2 separate regions of the Homo sapiens genome follow, and region 2 is linked to region 1. The links are chromatin loops, found by intact Hi-C in ENCODE. Cell type or tissue: IMR-90. All regions are shown on one strand. Each heading gives the region's core, and the rest is flanking DNA. Links, peaks and the distances in the headings are about the cores only.

Region 1 (7,929 bases), core at 1,330-6,329:
GAGAAACCATGTCCACACAGATTTATACTAGCAGGAGGGAGAAATTCTTTCCCAACAGAGAAACCCACAGAAGGGAGAACAACTAGGAGGTGGGAATGAGCATAATGTATCTGGAAGGAGGGAGGAAACTGATCTGACCCAAGCAGAAGACATTGCTGGGTGGGTTGGATGGGATGAAATTGTGGAAGGTCTCATAAGGGTAAGAATGAGACTCGGTATACTAGCTTGCTATGGCTGTTGTAACAAATTGCCATTAACTCAGTGGCTTAAAACAACAAAAGTTGATTACCTTAAACTTCTGGAAGTCAGAAGGTAGAAATGAGTCTCACTGGGCTAAGATCAAGGTGTTGGCCAGACGGTGTTCCTTTCTGGAGACTGTAGGTGAGAACCATTTTCTGATCTTTTCCAGCTTTTTAGAGGCTGCCCTTATTCCTTGGCTCACGACCCTCTTCCAGCTTCAAAACCAGCAAGGGCTGGTTGAGTCTTCTTTACATCCCTATACTATCACACTTTCTTCTGCCTCCCTCTTTCACTTTTAAAGACCATTGTGATTACACTGGGCACACCCAGACAATCCAGGATAACTTCCCAATCTCAAGGTCAGCTGATTAGCAACATTGACTTTATCTGAACCTTAAATCCCCTTTGCCACGTAACCTAACATATTCACAGGTTCTAAGGATTTGGATACGACATCTCTGGGGGGCCATTATTCTGCCCACCACACTCAGTAACTACTTGGAAACCTCTATCCAGCTCTTAAGCCTTAAATGCCACCAGGAAAACATAGAGCTCCAGACTGAGCTGCCCTAAATCACCCTCTCTGAAATCTTGCACAACTGAGTCATGATGAGGTTTTTTGTTTTTTTTTAATTTGCCTTTGTGCATAAAATATTGTTGGGGCCCAGCACTCTTGCATTGTGCCACTCTGCTGCCTATATGCACACAAAAAAATGTAACAGCAGATATTCTTGTAACACCTTAATCACATACACATACACAGATAACATGACAATTTTGAGTCTTTCTCTGTGTATAGATGAGGTTGGCCCTGAGAAATGGGCCAGTTGTCATACTGTGGGATGCCCACATGCATAATATTTTAAATTATTTTAATTTGCTTAACTGGATCTGGTTCCTATTAACATGGTAGGAGGCACTGTGATTCCCATGACACTGACAGGGCTGTGTGAGTCTCTCACTTTTGTATAACACTAATTAATCATGACAATACAACTATCTCAAATGCAGTTATCATCTTTCTTAGAGCTCAGAGTTTCACAGAATTTATCCTTTTTCTTTCAAAAATATTCCTACAGGGTTACCAGCCGCAGGATCACTATTTGAGATTAAAATAAGAAATAATTTTCTTACATCAGTGAAAGGCAAAAAGAAATTTATAAATGCAATGCTCTAACTGAAAAAATAATCACATCTTTTATTTCCAAATATGCAAATTGTGAATTGAAAGATGTTTAAGTGAAGATTTCTGAAGTTAACTTACCTCTATCTTCAAAGTATAGGCGACCATGTCTTCATTCACTCATTCTTTCAACACATATTTCATATAAACTTTCAGATATGAGATACCATTCCCTAGAACCCACAAGACAGATTCAACAAGACAATGTCAATGTCCTCAAGGAGCTTACTGTTAGTAGGAGACAGACCATACACTTTTAACAAACATATGAACAAATAAATCATCTTTCAGATAATGACGAGTGCTCTGAATAACAACAACAAAATAGTGCCAGGTAAAAGAGAGAGAATGTGAGAGATAATAGAAAAAAGGTTATTTTAGTTTGGATGGTCAGGGAAGGCCTACGCAGATATTTGAATAAGGAGCAAGGCATGTGAAGAAATGAGAAAAGGGTGAACATGCCAATTTGATTCCATTTAACAATTTTTTTTTTTTTGAGGCAGAGTTTCGCTCTTGTTGCCGAAGCTGGAGTGCAATGGCGTGATCTCGGCTCACCACAACCTCCACCTCCCAGGTTCAAGTGATTCTCCTGCCTCAGCCTCCCGAGTAGCTGGAATTATAGGCGCTTTAGTGCCACCACATCCGGCTAATTTTTTATATTTTTAGTAGAAACGGGGTTTCACTATGTTAGCCAGGCTGGTCTCCAACTCCTGACCTCAGGTGATCTACCTGCCTCGGCCTCCCAAAGTGCTGTGGTTACAGGTTTGAGCCACTGCACCCGGCCCATTGAACAAATATTAATTAAGCATAGACTATATGCCAGTCATGGTTTTTGGTGCTGGAGAGAAAGCAAGTATAAATAACCTGCTTACAACAGAACAAGCCTGAATAGATCAAGAAACGAACAAAAATGTAGCATTACGTTGCGTCCATAAATGTCTTTACCGAACACATTTACCCTCTAATTATCTGACAAACGATATAATTATCAAAAGCACAAAATCTTAGTGGTAGAGGTCAGTTAAACTATCTCTCTTCCTAAACTTGGTTTTCAAATTTTTGCAATAGAACTATTTGTTTAAATAAAATAGTATGTGGAATTCCAACATAAACAAATAAAAGTGGTCTGCTCCAGGGAAGGACTGTGAAAGTCCACAGTCCTACCTATTCTCCCTCCCCTCAAAGCCCCTACCACCATTTTGCAGCAATGTTAATTTACTGGTTTTGATCACTGGATCATTTGATCATGGTTGTGTAAAATATTAACATCAAGAGAAGCTGGGTGAAGGATATATGGGAACTCTGCATACTAGTTTGCAACTTTTCCGTAAGTCTAAAGTTACTTCAAACTAAAAAGTTGAAAGAAAAGTAATCCTACCATGATCACTACTGGCAGCCCACCTTAGGGCGCTGGAGACACCAGCTGACATCATTAACCTTGATCATGCTGGGCTGGTTTAGCCTATTTACTAAGGACCTTCAGAAGAGGGGAATTCCTTTCTAGGTAGCCTCATCTGGTTTTTAACCATTCTCAACACCAGAAGATTCTTTCCTATGACTCTTTCAATCTCTAAGATAAACCCACTTTTTCAAGTTTTGTCATCAGTGGAAAATTAATTTGTCTTCTCTAAAAACCTTGTGATACATTTATAGACCTTGTAATTTTTCATCAACTTTCTTTCCACAAATTAAGAGCAATGCTTTCATCTTTTCTCATGGGTCTTCTACTTCCATTTTTGAATCATTCAGAAAACTCTGCACTGCAAGTATTTTTTTACCTTCTTAAACTACGGTGTTTAGAGCTCATCACTGGATTTTAAATAAATAAAAGAGGCCTCAGCCAGTATCAAATACCTTGGGTAAAAGGGTTGTATTATCACTCAGACTTTATACACATTATTGCTATTGGATATTACTGCCTTAACAACCTCTCTACATTACCATATTTTGTTTTTTCTTACACATTTTTTCACACTGCTTATGACAGTCATTAAGCCAAGTGCCCCAGGCATTTGCTCTTAACCAATGAACAGCCAGAGCCAGACTGGAAACTTCAAGTCTTTCAGCAAGTCACAAAGTGCCAAAAATGCTCTCTCGCCAGAAGACAAATTTCCTGAGTTAGAGAAAGTAGAAATTCGTTCTGATCTCATTCACCTGAGATCATTCAACAGTCAGATAAGTGAACTGATTGAGTCTGTGACCCTGTCTGTTGGACCTCTCCTTGCTTTAGTTCCCTGCCTGAAAAGCAAGGATAAGAGTGTTTACCAACTTTGCACGGGTGTTGCAAGAGTTGATTAAGGCTTATATGGCACCATCTGATGACAGTCTCTGTGGCTGTGCCACTCAAGTTGTCAAAGGCTGTGAAATGCCCGTGTGCCTCAAGGGCACTCCGTTAAAGCTCAATATCACAACTCTAGGTGACTTGCTGTGGACCATAACTAGAATATGACCCAACTGTACTTTCAGACATGCATGCCGAGCGCCAGTAAGGCTACCATCCAAAGCTGAAAAGCAGTTTTTCTAATGCTGCAGGCTCATGCACAAGGCACCAAAATAGCACCAGAAATACTATACCCATATTGCTTTATCCTAGACATCTGACACTTATAAAGCTGATGCCAAATTTCTTGTCACATATGTGTCTGGAAGCCTTCGTGCTGAGAGGCATTTCTTATCTTCTGACATTTCAGAGAGCTGCATAAAGCTAGACAAGCACAGAGCCTCCTTCTAAAAGGCATGAGGCAGAGGCGAGCATTCTTTTCAGATGACCTCTGAAACCCTCATTGGAGGAGATCCAAGACACCCTTCAGCACATCTGTAATCCTCAGGATATTCCAAATGTTTGAATGTGCAGCTTCCAGTTAGTAACAGCCAAACTACCCTGGCTCTCCAAGGTCATCTGAAAACAATTTGCCCATCAGCCAAATGAGAAAATGCTATTGTAAGCAAACCAATCATAAGATCAGACAATCCTCAGGGGCCCAGGGCCCAGATGCTCTGCCTCTGGTGACACAGGCCACCCCATCTATTACACTCGGGCTTCTGGTTGATGCTAATGACTGTTGTGACTGACACCCCCAAACAGAAACAAAACTAGGATATTTGGATGTGATACAATAATAGACAATTTCTAGTGATTCCTTTCTCTTCTCACCTTACCTACGCAAATGCCTGACAAAGTGGGTGCCGTGTAGACCTCCCCCACAACTGCCAAAGAGCAGAGGGTTCTAGTAGGAAAGTCCCCTAAAGCAATGTGTGTCAGAGTAACCTGGTTTTAAATGCAAATTCCTGGACCTTATTCCAGACCTTTGAATTAGAACCTCAGGCAAATGGGATCCAAGAATCTACATTTTGAACAAATTCCTCAGATGATCTTTTTTTTAACTTTTTATTTTCCCAGATAATTTTTATACACACTAAAATTTTCAGAAATCTGATGGAATTTTCAAGTAAATTAAAATTCATACAAACCCTCAGCTCATTGGGAGGGTTTCTGGCCACAGGCCTATATTTAGTGGTCATTAAGCCACTACTCTAAACACCCACAGGCAAACCACTCTGTGCTCAAGAGGAAGGAACAAGTTTCATGATTTCATCCTTCTCTCAGCCTCACTGTTCACGCTCCTCTTTTGGAACAATAGGCACTGCCATATGATGCTTCTGGCACCAGTTGCCTTGTATTGTTTAACTTTTTGTGTTCGTTTTTTATTGCTGCCATAACAGATTACCACAAATGTGGCACAAATTTATTATCTTACAGTACTGTAGGTTAGAAGTCCAATACAGAAGTCACTGGGCTAAATTCAAGGTGTCAGCAGAACTAGGTTCCTTGCTGGAGGCTCCAGGGGTAAATCTGTTTTCGTGCCTTTTCCAGCTTATAGAGGCCACCCACACTCCTTGGCTCATGGCCCTCCTCCATCTTCAAAGCCAGAAATGCTGCATCTCTGATTCTTCACATCTCCTTCTGACTCTCTTCTTCTGCCTCTCTTCTCCACTTTTAAGGACCCTTGTGATCATACCAGGGCCACCCAGATAATACAGGATAACTTTCCTATCTCAAGGTTCTTAAGATGTGATTACATATGTGATTACATTTCGAAAGTCCCTTTTTCCAAGTAAGGTAATGTTTTCACAAGTTCCAGCGATCTAAGATATGGATATCTTTAAGGGGCCATTATTGTACCTACCACAACTTTCACCTGTAATATGAAGGATGTCTTCATTTGGGCTCCTGCAAAAGCAGACCCTGAGACTAGGATTTGAGTAGAAGTCCCACGAAGCCCAGTAAAGGAGTGGGGCAGTCAGGTAGTAAGGGAGGAAAGCAAATAACTTGTGAGTTAAATGAGCAGGATACTACTACAGGCAACTAGACTAAATTCTCCTAGGGACTGTGTACAACACACATTAGAATAGTCCCACCTCGGGGAAAGGAAACTGGAGCATTTATCCACCAGTTCCCATCATTTTGTAGTTAGGGGTCACATTAACTCCCAGTGCACTTCCAGCACTTCATGCTTCCCTGCCTGTGAACGGGCTCCACAGCTAGCAAATATTCCTGGTGGAGACACTCAACAGGCTATAAACTTGTTCCATCTGAGAGACCTCCGGAGTGGACCAAGAAGATATGAGTGGGTCATCAACAGCATCTGAATCAAGGGGGTTGGTGTTTGAGCCAAGTGTGGCATTACGTCTCAAAAGTTTCAATGCTCATATCCTTTGACCCAGCAAATCCACGTCCAGGGAATGCGTGCTAAGAGTATAACTGCAGACAGGTGCAATGATTGCTTATAATATTTTAAGGAATTAGAAATTATTTAAATTCCATTAATAAGGGATTAGTTGAATAACTTATGGTGATACAATTGAACATTCTGCTACATTTGGATATAATTAGGTGGGTCTACATTTATTGATAGGGAAACCAGTTCCTGACATACTGCTGAGTGGAAAAAAAAAAGCAGGTTACAAATAGTAAGCATATTATAAATCCATTTATGTAAAATTATGTATGTATAATATATATGTGTGTGTATGTATAGCAAGATGTCTCAAAGAATGTTCATCAAAACTCTAACAGTAGTTATTTCTAGGAAGCAGAATTTCTCATCCTTTATACTTTCTTCTTCATGCATCTCTGTATTACAAAAAAATTTACAATAAACAATGTATTGTTTATTAATCAATTACAAAGACACTTGCAATTTTTTTAAAAAAGAATTCAAATTTGCCCTAAAAGATAAGCTTCTATTTAGTTCTAATATGATAATGTCAATTATCATTATACATCTCCATTTTAAAACTACATGATGCTGAGGACCCCCTTGTATTACACAAAATGCTTAGGGCATATTTGGAACACAGCAGGTACTTAATAATAATTGACGTTCATCAGTATGAAATTCAATAAAACAACACACGGAACAAACTGGGTCATGGTAAAATTTTCACAATGCATGGGATGACTCCCTAGGGAGCTGAGAGGCCTGGCGTGGCCTTATCAGGCAGGGGCCTGCTCTGGCAGACAAGGAAGGCCTGCCCTTGCACAGACACACCCATGCCATCCCAGAGATAGCATCAGAGCCCTGCTCATCTTAGGTAGAAGTGAAAACAAAGGCAACTGTAGGCTTGCAGTTTTATAGCATGAACGAGACAAGTGGAATCTGTGTTAATCTGTTAGAAATTAACTCAATGGTTTGTCTCCTGAAACTCTAGGCCTTCCTTGCAAGAGCACTCCACTTCCTGTTATGCACAATGGCAAAGCTGACTGGAACTGCCCAGAGGAAGAACAAGTGGAAGAGTAAGTCACGGTGTGCCCATAGGGCAATAGAAATTTAAAAGAATATTTAGGTGTGGGACTTCACATCCATGCCTCTTTTTCATGTCTAATAGGGAAAATGTCTCACCTGCTCAGGTTGCTCTTGGACTCTCATTTGTTGCTCAGAATCTAAATAATGAGCAAATAGAGGGAAAACAGAAGAGTGGAGAAATCCCCGTTTGTGTATATATTAAAGAGCTGAGAGAGGCAGCAAGAGGAAGGAGGGAGAGAGACCAGAAAATCATGTGGAATAGGTGCCAGGGAGTTTGGGGTTTGTGAGATAATAGTTGGAGATTAAGAGCTTTGGGGATCACCTGATATCCATATGGAAGAAAATGAAGATAACAGTAAAGTAGATTTTAAGATGCTTTTTCTATAGTAAGAATGCATACCCCACACTAACATCGAATTGTATACTTTAAATGGATGAATTGTATGGTATGTAAATGACGCCTCAATAAAGCTGTTTTTTAAAAAAGAATACTCCGTTCCAAAAAAAAAAAATGCACACTCCACTTTGGCAGTTTACTGAGAGACTGCAAAAATATTTGAAGAATCCTAATTACCATTTAGATACCAGACCATTCCTTTGAATTCATTCTTTCACAGAGGCTGAGTCATGTGGAACTTCAACTATGTTTAGGTTCTGGTAGGTTAGAGAAAGGACCCTTAAGATCCTCTAGTCTAATGC
Region 2 (7,929 bases), core at 1,903-6,902, 120 kb after region 1:
CCATTTGCCTCTTATCTGCCTATGACCTGGGAGCTCCCTCCCTGCTTCAAGTTGTCCTGCCTTCATCTCGAGTTGTCCCACCTTTCCAGACTGAACCAATGTACATCTTACACATATTGATTGATGTCTTATGTCTCCCTAAAATGTATAAACCTAAGCTATGCCCCTACCACCTTGAGCATATATCATCAGGACCGCCTGAGGCTGTGTCATAGGTGCATGTCCTCAACCTTGGCAAAATAAACTTTCCGAATTAACTGAGACCTGTCTCAGATTTTCAGGGTTCACAGTCTCTAATTCATTTATCTTTTTTTCTGTAGGATTTTAGTAACCAAAGTAGACTACAAAAATGTAGAAAAGTAGACTTTAGCCACTATATTAGAAAAGTATATGAAATAACAGACAGTATTTAATTTTACTCTTAAATATTTAAGAACGTTAGGGATTTCATCTCTCATCAATCACAATTCATTGTTTGGCATTTGAATTTTCCTCCCTATTTCATCACTTTATAACATGACTGAGGAAAATTTAAAAAACAACAACTTGATTTGAAAGTCAGAGTCACATGTATTTAACCCTTCCCCAAATATAGTTGTTTCTCATATCCCAGCTTGGAAAGGTAGCATCACAGAAAATTGCATTGACTTCAACATGAAGTGGTCTTAGGTTAACTGCTTTGGAGAGGAAAGGAAGAGAGAGAGAGTAAGGATTTATCAGCTGCAAAAGCTGAATAGTCATTTGGATACCAGTGGTGTCACATTTGCCTAACATCTGGGGACATGACTGACCTTTTTTCTAAGCATTTGTATTAGTCCATTTTCATGCTGCTGATTAAGACATAACCCGGACTGGGAAGAAAAAGAGGCTTAACTGGACTTACAGTTCCACATGGCTGAGGAGGCCTCAGAATCATGGTGGAAAGCAAAAGGTACTTCTTACGTGGCAGCGGCAAGAGAAAATGAGGAAGAAGCAAAAGTGGAAACCCCTGATAAACCTATCAGATCTCGTGAGACTTATTCACTACCACGAGAATAGCACAGGAAAGACTGGCCTCCATGATTCAATTACCTCCCCCTGGGTCCATCCCACAACAGGTGGGAATTCTGGGAGATACAATTCAAGTTGAGATTTGGATGGGGACACAGCCAAACCATATCAGCATTTATATTCATATAGCTATACCTGTAGAAATATTGTAGAGCTTATGGTCCAGAATCTGTAGACAAACTGCCTAGGTATAAATCCTTGCTCCATCACTTATTAGCTGTATGACTGGGCAAGCCACTTACCCTCTCCGTGCCCTAGTTCTCAAATTTGTAAAATGAAGATAATAATAGTGCCAGATTTGTAGATTTGTTTGGAGGATCAAATGAGTTCATGCATGTGAAGCACTTAGAACAGTGTCTAGCACATCATAAGCACTATAAACTATTAGCTATTATCATCCTCCTCTTTTTTTCCTAACATCAATGGCATCCTACTGTATGTTATTCTGCAGACTTGTTTGTTTAATTCATTAATGTATTTTGGAAATAGTTCCACAGTATTACAGGTAAAATTTGCCTCTTTTTTTTTTAACTACTTCAAGTCTAATTTTCCATATAATGATTTCAAACCGTTCCTTAGTACCTAAAAGAAATGTCTACATTTACCACAACAGCTTACCTCTTTTGATTCAGTGAACTAAAGTAGGGGGGAAGTGCATGATAAACTAAAATGTGTTATGGAAATGTTAATGTATGTCTGTCTTTACCAGGTGTCCAATGGGGAAGGAGGTGAGAAGCGTCTGCTTTGCCTGGGACTGACCCATTACCACTCATGGTAGCCTCCGTTCATCTTTGAGTCTTGCTTGCATTTCCTAAAGACAGTGACTCACCAGAGATGCACAGCAGAGTAGCAGGGAAAGCTACCATTCTCTGACTGTCCTACCTCTCCCTGCCAGCAACTTAAGTTGCTGCTTCACTACTTTGAATGAACCTACATGTGTAGGGTTGTTTTGGTTTTTGTTTGGTTGTTTTTTTGCTTGTTTGTTTCTTACAAGCTCAAAGAGTGGAAGCTGCATGTGTATTTAAAGAAAGGCAAGGGGAGGTCTATGATTGACATGGTAAGGTGACAGGCACATTGGGGACCTGCTTTCAGAGTCCACTTCCAGGGCATAGCCTCCTCCAGACCCAGAAAGGATTAGGAACCGCTGCCACTTCATCTCGTGCTCTTGGCATCCATGCTGTACGGGTCTTTCACACCTCAAAAACTGGGGAGGACAAAATAAAAGGGCACTGTGGCAGGGGAGAGTGGGAGACGCCTTCCTCTGATCTTCTCAGCATTCATTCCCCTCAGGCTGTCCCTCAGGTGGTCTTTCTGCTGCCACAGCACCTGGTACAGGGCCTGGTACCAAGCAGGCATGCCACAAATGTTTACTGATTAAAGCAATAAATTGATTGAACCTTCACTTACCTTATCAGGACAAAGTGTATTTGACATTTTTAAAAGGTTGGGGAAGGGGTTCTGCTAGCAACATAGACATTTAAAAGCAGAAAAACATCTAAGATAATAGAATTATGTGAGGAAAAACGAAATTTTTTTGTGTGTTTTTAAAGGTATCAGGAGAGGAATACACTAGAAGGAAAAAAATAACCTGGAAAGGATAGCGATTTGCTGACGGGCACTCTAACAACCTAAAAAGACATGACTCGCTCCCAGCACCTGTTGGCCTTGGAAGCTTCTGATAAAGTGCAGCACGCCTTGGGTAGAAGTCCTGCTGGGGGCTGATTCCTGGAGGGGAGTGAGCAGGGCTCCAGAAACGGACTCAGAGGCTGCTGAAGGGAGGCCCACCCAGAGGGCCAGAATTTCCAGCCCCTGTTCCTTTTCAGGGCAAGCTCCAGGGACCTGCAATTCCTTTTGTGATTCATTCTCAGAAAAACTTTTCTGCCCTTATTTTGCCACATGGCCACCACTGCATTCTCCTTGACTTTGACAGCAGGACTCCACACCACCCTGGGCTTCTACCTCAGGCCTCATAGTTTCTTCCTCAGCCAACGCAAGAGTGGCTGCCCCAGCTTTTGTGGGCCTCTTCTTTCCTCGCTCCCATACACACCTGAGCAATCTCTGCCACTCCCCTGACTGTCACCTCCATCTTTGGACTGATGACTCTGTCCCAGGCACAGACCTTAGTGCCCTTGGCCCACTGAGTCCCTCCTCGTGATGGCCCACAGGTTCCCCCGGTTCAGTGTGTTCAAGGCATTCATCAGCTTCTCCACTAAAAAAGAAAACAAACCATCTATCCTCTGGCCTTCCCGTTTGCCAACAGCACTGTCCTCAGTCACCCACGCCAGAAACCTGGAGTCTTCCTTGGCCCATGCTCTCTACTCCACACCCACCCACCCACCCACCCACCCAGCTCTGCCAAATATAACTCCTCATCATCTTAGAAGGCCTCTCCAATTCTTCACCTCCCACTCCCTCTCAGGGATCTGTCCCCGCAGTTCCATATATTCTCTTAAGCACACATTTAAGATCGCTCCACTGACAAAATGGCTCTCTTTCCAATGGTTCCCTGTCCCCAGAGGACAAATTGCAAGCTGTTAGCATTACATTCATGGCCCTTCATCACTGGGCCTCCACTGCCATCTTCAATCTGATCTCTCATCATGCGCTCCAGGTGGTACAGTGCCCTAGGCCCTCTCTTGCCTCTGCACCTTTGCACATCTCATCTCATCTTCTAGGAAATCTCTCAACCTTTGCCTAGCGAATTCCAAACTTTTTCTTCAAGACTGAGTCCAAGGATCCTTTTCTTCAAAAAGCCTTTACTAACACCACTCCCATGAGCCCTCTGGGGTGAGGTGTGCCTCATCTGTTCTCCCCTGCTATGCTCACCTACCTCTGTCATAGCATGGCCACCCTGTGTCATCAGCATCTAATCTATTGTCTCTTTCCTCCCTCTCTTAGACCCTCCCCGCGTTGCCTGATCTGTTAAGAGCAGAAATTGACTATCTTTGTGCCTGCTGTGGTTTGAATGTTTGTGCCCCTCCAGATTTCATGTTGAAACTTAATCCACAATGCAGCAGCATTAAAATGTGGGGCTATAAGGAGGTGATTAGGCCATGGGGCTGGAGCCCTCATGAATGGATTAGTGCCTTATAAAGGGCTTGCAGGGGCAAGTTTGCCCTTCCACTCTTCTGCCCATGAGGACACAGTGTTTGTCCCCTTTTCGCTCTTCTGTCCCTTCTGCCAAGTGAGGACATCTGGACGGTACTGTCTATGAACAAGTGGCCTTCACCAGACACTGAACCTGCCTTGATCTTGGACTTCCCAGCCTCCAGAACTGTGAGAATATAAATTTCTGTTTTTCATAAATTATTCAGTCTCATGTATTTGGTTATAGCAGCACAGGAAGACTAAAACAGTATCCCTACCCCCAGGACAGTATCTGCTCACTTAGTGAGTGCATCAATAAATTTCACTGAATTACGACTGTCCTAAAACAACACTTATTCCTTAGATTAGCTCCAGAAACACAGAAGCCCCTGACAGTGCTCCAAAAGACATAGAACCTGAGGCCAGGATCACTTCAGCTTCTGCCAGGGAAAACCCCCCTTTTTGAGGCTGGGTCAGAAACAGTCAGCCTGTGAATATTTTAGGAATGAGAGATGAGGCAGATCCCCCTGGGGCATTTTGACATTTTGCCATCCACCAAGCTGGGAAGTATGCCTCATTCTTAACCAGATGGTCTTTGAGCTGGTATTTCTGCCCAGTCACATGTCTGAGTTGATGCAATTGTGTTCCAGAGGTCATAAGAGAAAAGCTGCTGGCGAATGTATCTGAAAGAGGCAGCCCCTCGTTTTTGTTTCTGTGGCAAAGGTTTTCACAACAATCAGCCTTCTCAAGAAGTGTACACACAGCTTGCCTGACCAGACCATGGTGGGAGACACAGCATGAGCTGTGGTCAGGTGGAAAACATCACAGACAGCTCAGAGGATGACACACGTACACTGTGCCTTATGAGAAATAAGAACAGAAATCTGAGTCCTGGAGAGTTTTCAAGTGGATCCCAAGACCAAATGGTGTGGTTCTTCATCCAAATGTAAAGAGTAAAGAAACAAGATGGACTATTCCACTGGGCCCATCTTGTTTCTTTACAACAGAGGGATATTTGAACTTTTCATTTTTGTAAGAGGTTCTGTAAATGTGTCAGTTAAGAGTTCAGAATGAAAGTGGAAATGGTGTGCTATCGATGATGGCTTCCCTTGCTTACACCTTGCAGCGCTCACATTGATCTAGCCCAAAGAGTTTGCAGAAAGGAGGTCGGCAGCAAATTAGGGATCCAATCTGTCCCCTACACCACATCTCAGAGTCCCCAGAGAATCCTGGGGAGGACAGGGCTGGTCTGATGTGTTAGCAGAGACAAAAGCCAGGCTACTCCAAGAGAGGCCAAAAGAGCATTTTTCAAATGAATTTTTTCCCTGCCTTCATTCCCCACCCACAGCCTTGTCCCTGAAGTGGCAAGTTAGTTCCACAAGGCTTCTGTGGGCTCACGGCATCAGTGCCATTGCTCTGTCATCAACCCCTTCATGTTAGCATCCACCAAAATAAATTCCCTTTTGGTTGTCCACTGTTGCTGTCTCCTCAATGGTATCTCCAACCACGCAGCCTATGCTGCAGCCACTGATATAATAGTCTCCCCGCTTCCTAGCTGTGAGGCCCCTCCAGATCTCCTGTTCTCAGGCTTTTGCCAGCCACTCTTCCAAGCATGCTGAGCATACAGGACATCCCTCAGACTGCCAGAGCCCCACCTGATCTTCCCTGCCACAGTGGCCTCAGGAATGCCCTGTGGGCCTTGCTACTTCTCACAAGCAAGTGGACTCTCCCAGCTTGTCTCTATAAGCTGATCTGACTTGGCTGGAGGATGAAGGGGCACAAGGGTGATATAGGACCCCTTCTTTGGGACTCCAACCAATAGCTCACTTTCTTTCCTATTGAACTCTTCTCCGCATTCCCCAGCCTAGTAAGTTTTTCGACAAAGTTGGGCTACCGGGGATAACGAGACTATGCTCTTGTTCTGTTCTAGGTTCGACAACTATTGTTTTTTGTTTCCTTGGTTTATTTTTTCAAGACATAGCCTCACTCTGTTGCCCAGACTGCAGGGCAGTGGTGTGATCTTAGTGTTCACTGCAGCCTCAACCTTCCAGGCTCTGGCGATCCTCCTGCCTCAACCTCTGAAGTAGCTGGGACCACTGGCAGGTGCCACCACACCTGGCTAATTTTTAAATTATTTGTAGAAATGGAATCTCACTATGTTACCCAGGTTGGTTTTGAACTCCTGGGCTCAAGTGATCCTCCTACCTTGGTCTCCTAAAGCGCTGGGATTAAAGGAATGAGTCACTGCACCCAGTCTGATGTCTATTGTTTAGACCAGGATTTCAGTTCAGGACTGAAAACATCTAGGCTCTCAGAACTCAAAGATTCTTTTTCTTTCCAGTCAACTAACTCTGTCTTGAGTTTCAAAACTCAGTATCTTTAAATCAACTTTATTGATATATAAGTAACATACAACAAATACATTCATTTTAAGGATACAGTTCAATGACTTTTGACAATTATATATACTAATGCAACCATTACCACTGTGAAGAGAAAGAATATTTTTCTCACTCCAAAAAGTTCTCTCTTGCCTAGGTTGCCTGATCTTAAGTAACCACTGATCTGCTCTCACTTTAGATTAGATTTGCCTTTTTCTTTAACCGATATGTTATGTTTTGCTTTTTTCACTTACTATAATGTTTTGAGATGTATCCACATTGTTTCATGCATGTTGTTGCAATAAAAACTTTATTCCTTTTTATTGTTGACTAGTATTCCTTTGTACACATATACCACAGCTTCTTCATTCTTTCACCTGTCTGGGTTATTTCTTATTTGCAGCTATTATTAATAAAACTTCTTTGAATAAATCTTTACATGGACAGAAGTTTTTACTTCTCCTGGATTAATACTTAAGAATGGAATTGCTGTTATGAATGGTAAGTGTGTGTTTAACTTAATAAGAAACTGCTAAATTGTATTTCCAAAGTAGTTGTATCATTTTATATTTCCACCATAGTATATGCAACTTCCAGTTGCTCCATATCCTCACTAACATTCAGTACTACCAGGCTTCTCAATTTTATCCATTCTGGTAGGTGGACATATTGTAATATCACATTGCATTTCCCTGGTGAATAACGCATTTGAGCATCTTTTCCTGTGCTTAATGGTGATTTACACATTTCTTTAGTGAAGTATCTGATAAAATCTTTTGCCCATATTTAATTTCCTTGTCTATCATATTATGAGAGTTGTTTTGTGTTTTGTAGCTCTCTTAGGATTTTCTACATAAACAATCATGCTAACTGCAAGCAAAGATAGTTTTGCTTCTTCTCTTCCATTCTTGATGACTTTTCTTTTTCTTGCCTTACTGTGCTAACAACCTCCAGTACAATGTTGAATTCGAGTGGTTAAGAGCAAGCATCCTTGCGTTGTTCCCAATTTTGGATAGAAAACATTTCAACCTTTCACCATTAAGTAAAATACCGCTGCAGGGTTTTTGTAGAACCCCTTTGTTAGGTTGAGGAAGTTTCCTTCTATTCCTGGTTGGCTGAGAGACTATCTCTCATGAAATATTATTTATGGGCCAGGCATGGTGGCTCATGCCTGTAATCCCAGCACTTTGGGAGGCCAAGGCAGGTGGATCATGAGGTCAGGAGTTCAAGACCAGCCTGGCCAATATGGTGAAACCCCGTCTCTACTAAAAATACAAAAATTAGCCAGGCATGGTGGCGCACACCTGTAGTCCCAGCTACTCTGGAGGCTGAGGCAGAAGAATCACTTAAATCAGGGAGGCAGAGGTTGCAGCGAGCTGAGATCGTGCCACTGCACTCCAGCCTGAATGAC

What was found. A loop is a pair of places that touch in the nucleus more often than their neighbours do. Peaks named below come from ENCODE experiments on the same cell type or tissue, not always from the same donor. Only the 100,000 strongest peaks of a DNase experiment are listed, where the experiment ranks them.
Region 2: a loop joins it to region 1, with 7 times the contacts of the local background. A loop is called at or near these places in 1 of 110 quality-filtered maps.

The regions. Positions count from the first base shown.
Region 1 is chr4:128,354,610-128,362,538 of GRCh38, reverse strand. No RefSeq gene overlaps it. Among named protein-coding and RNA genes, the nearest start is that of LINC02615, 69 kb to the left of the region's middle. In IMR-90, for the core only: no CTCF peak of the experiment used is centred there; a DNase peak (open chromatin) is centred at 4,208; H3K27ac peaks cover 2,233 bases.
Region 2 is chr4:128,238,533-128,246,461 of GRCh38, reverse strand. No RefSeq gene overlaps it. Among named protein-coding and RNA genes, the nearest start is that of PGRMC2, 45 kb to the left of the region's middle. In IMR-90, for the core only: no CTCF peak of the experiment used is centred there; a DNase peak (open chromatin) is centred at 4,911; H3K27ac peaks cover 3,106 bases.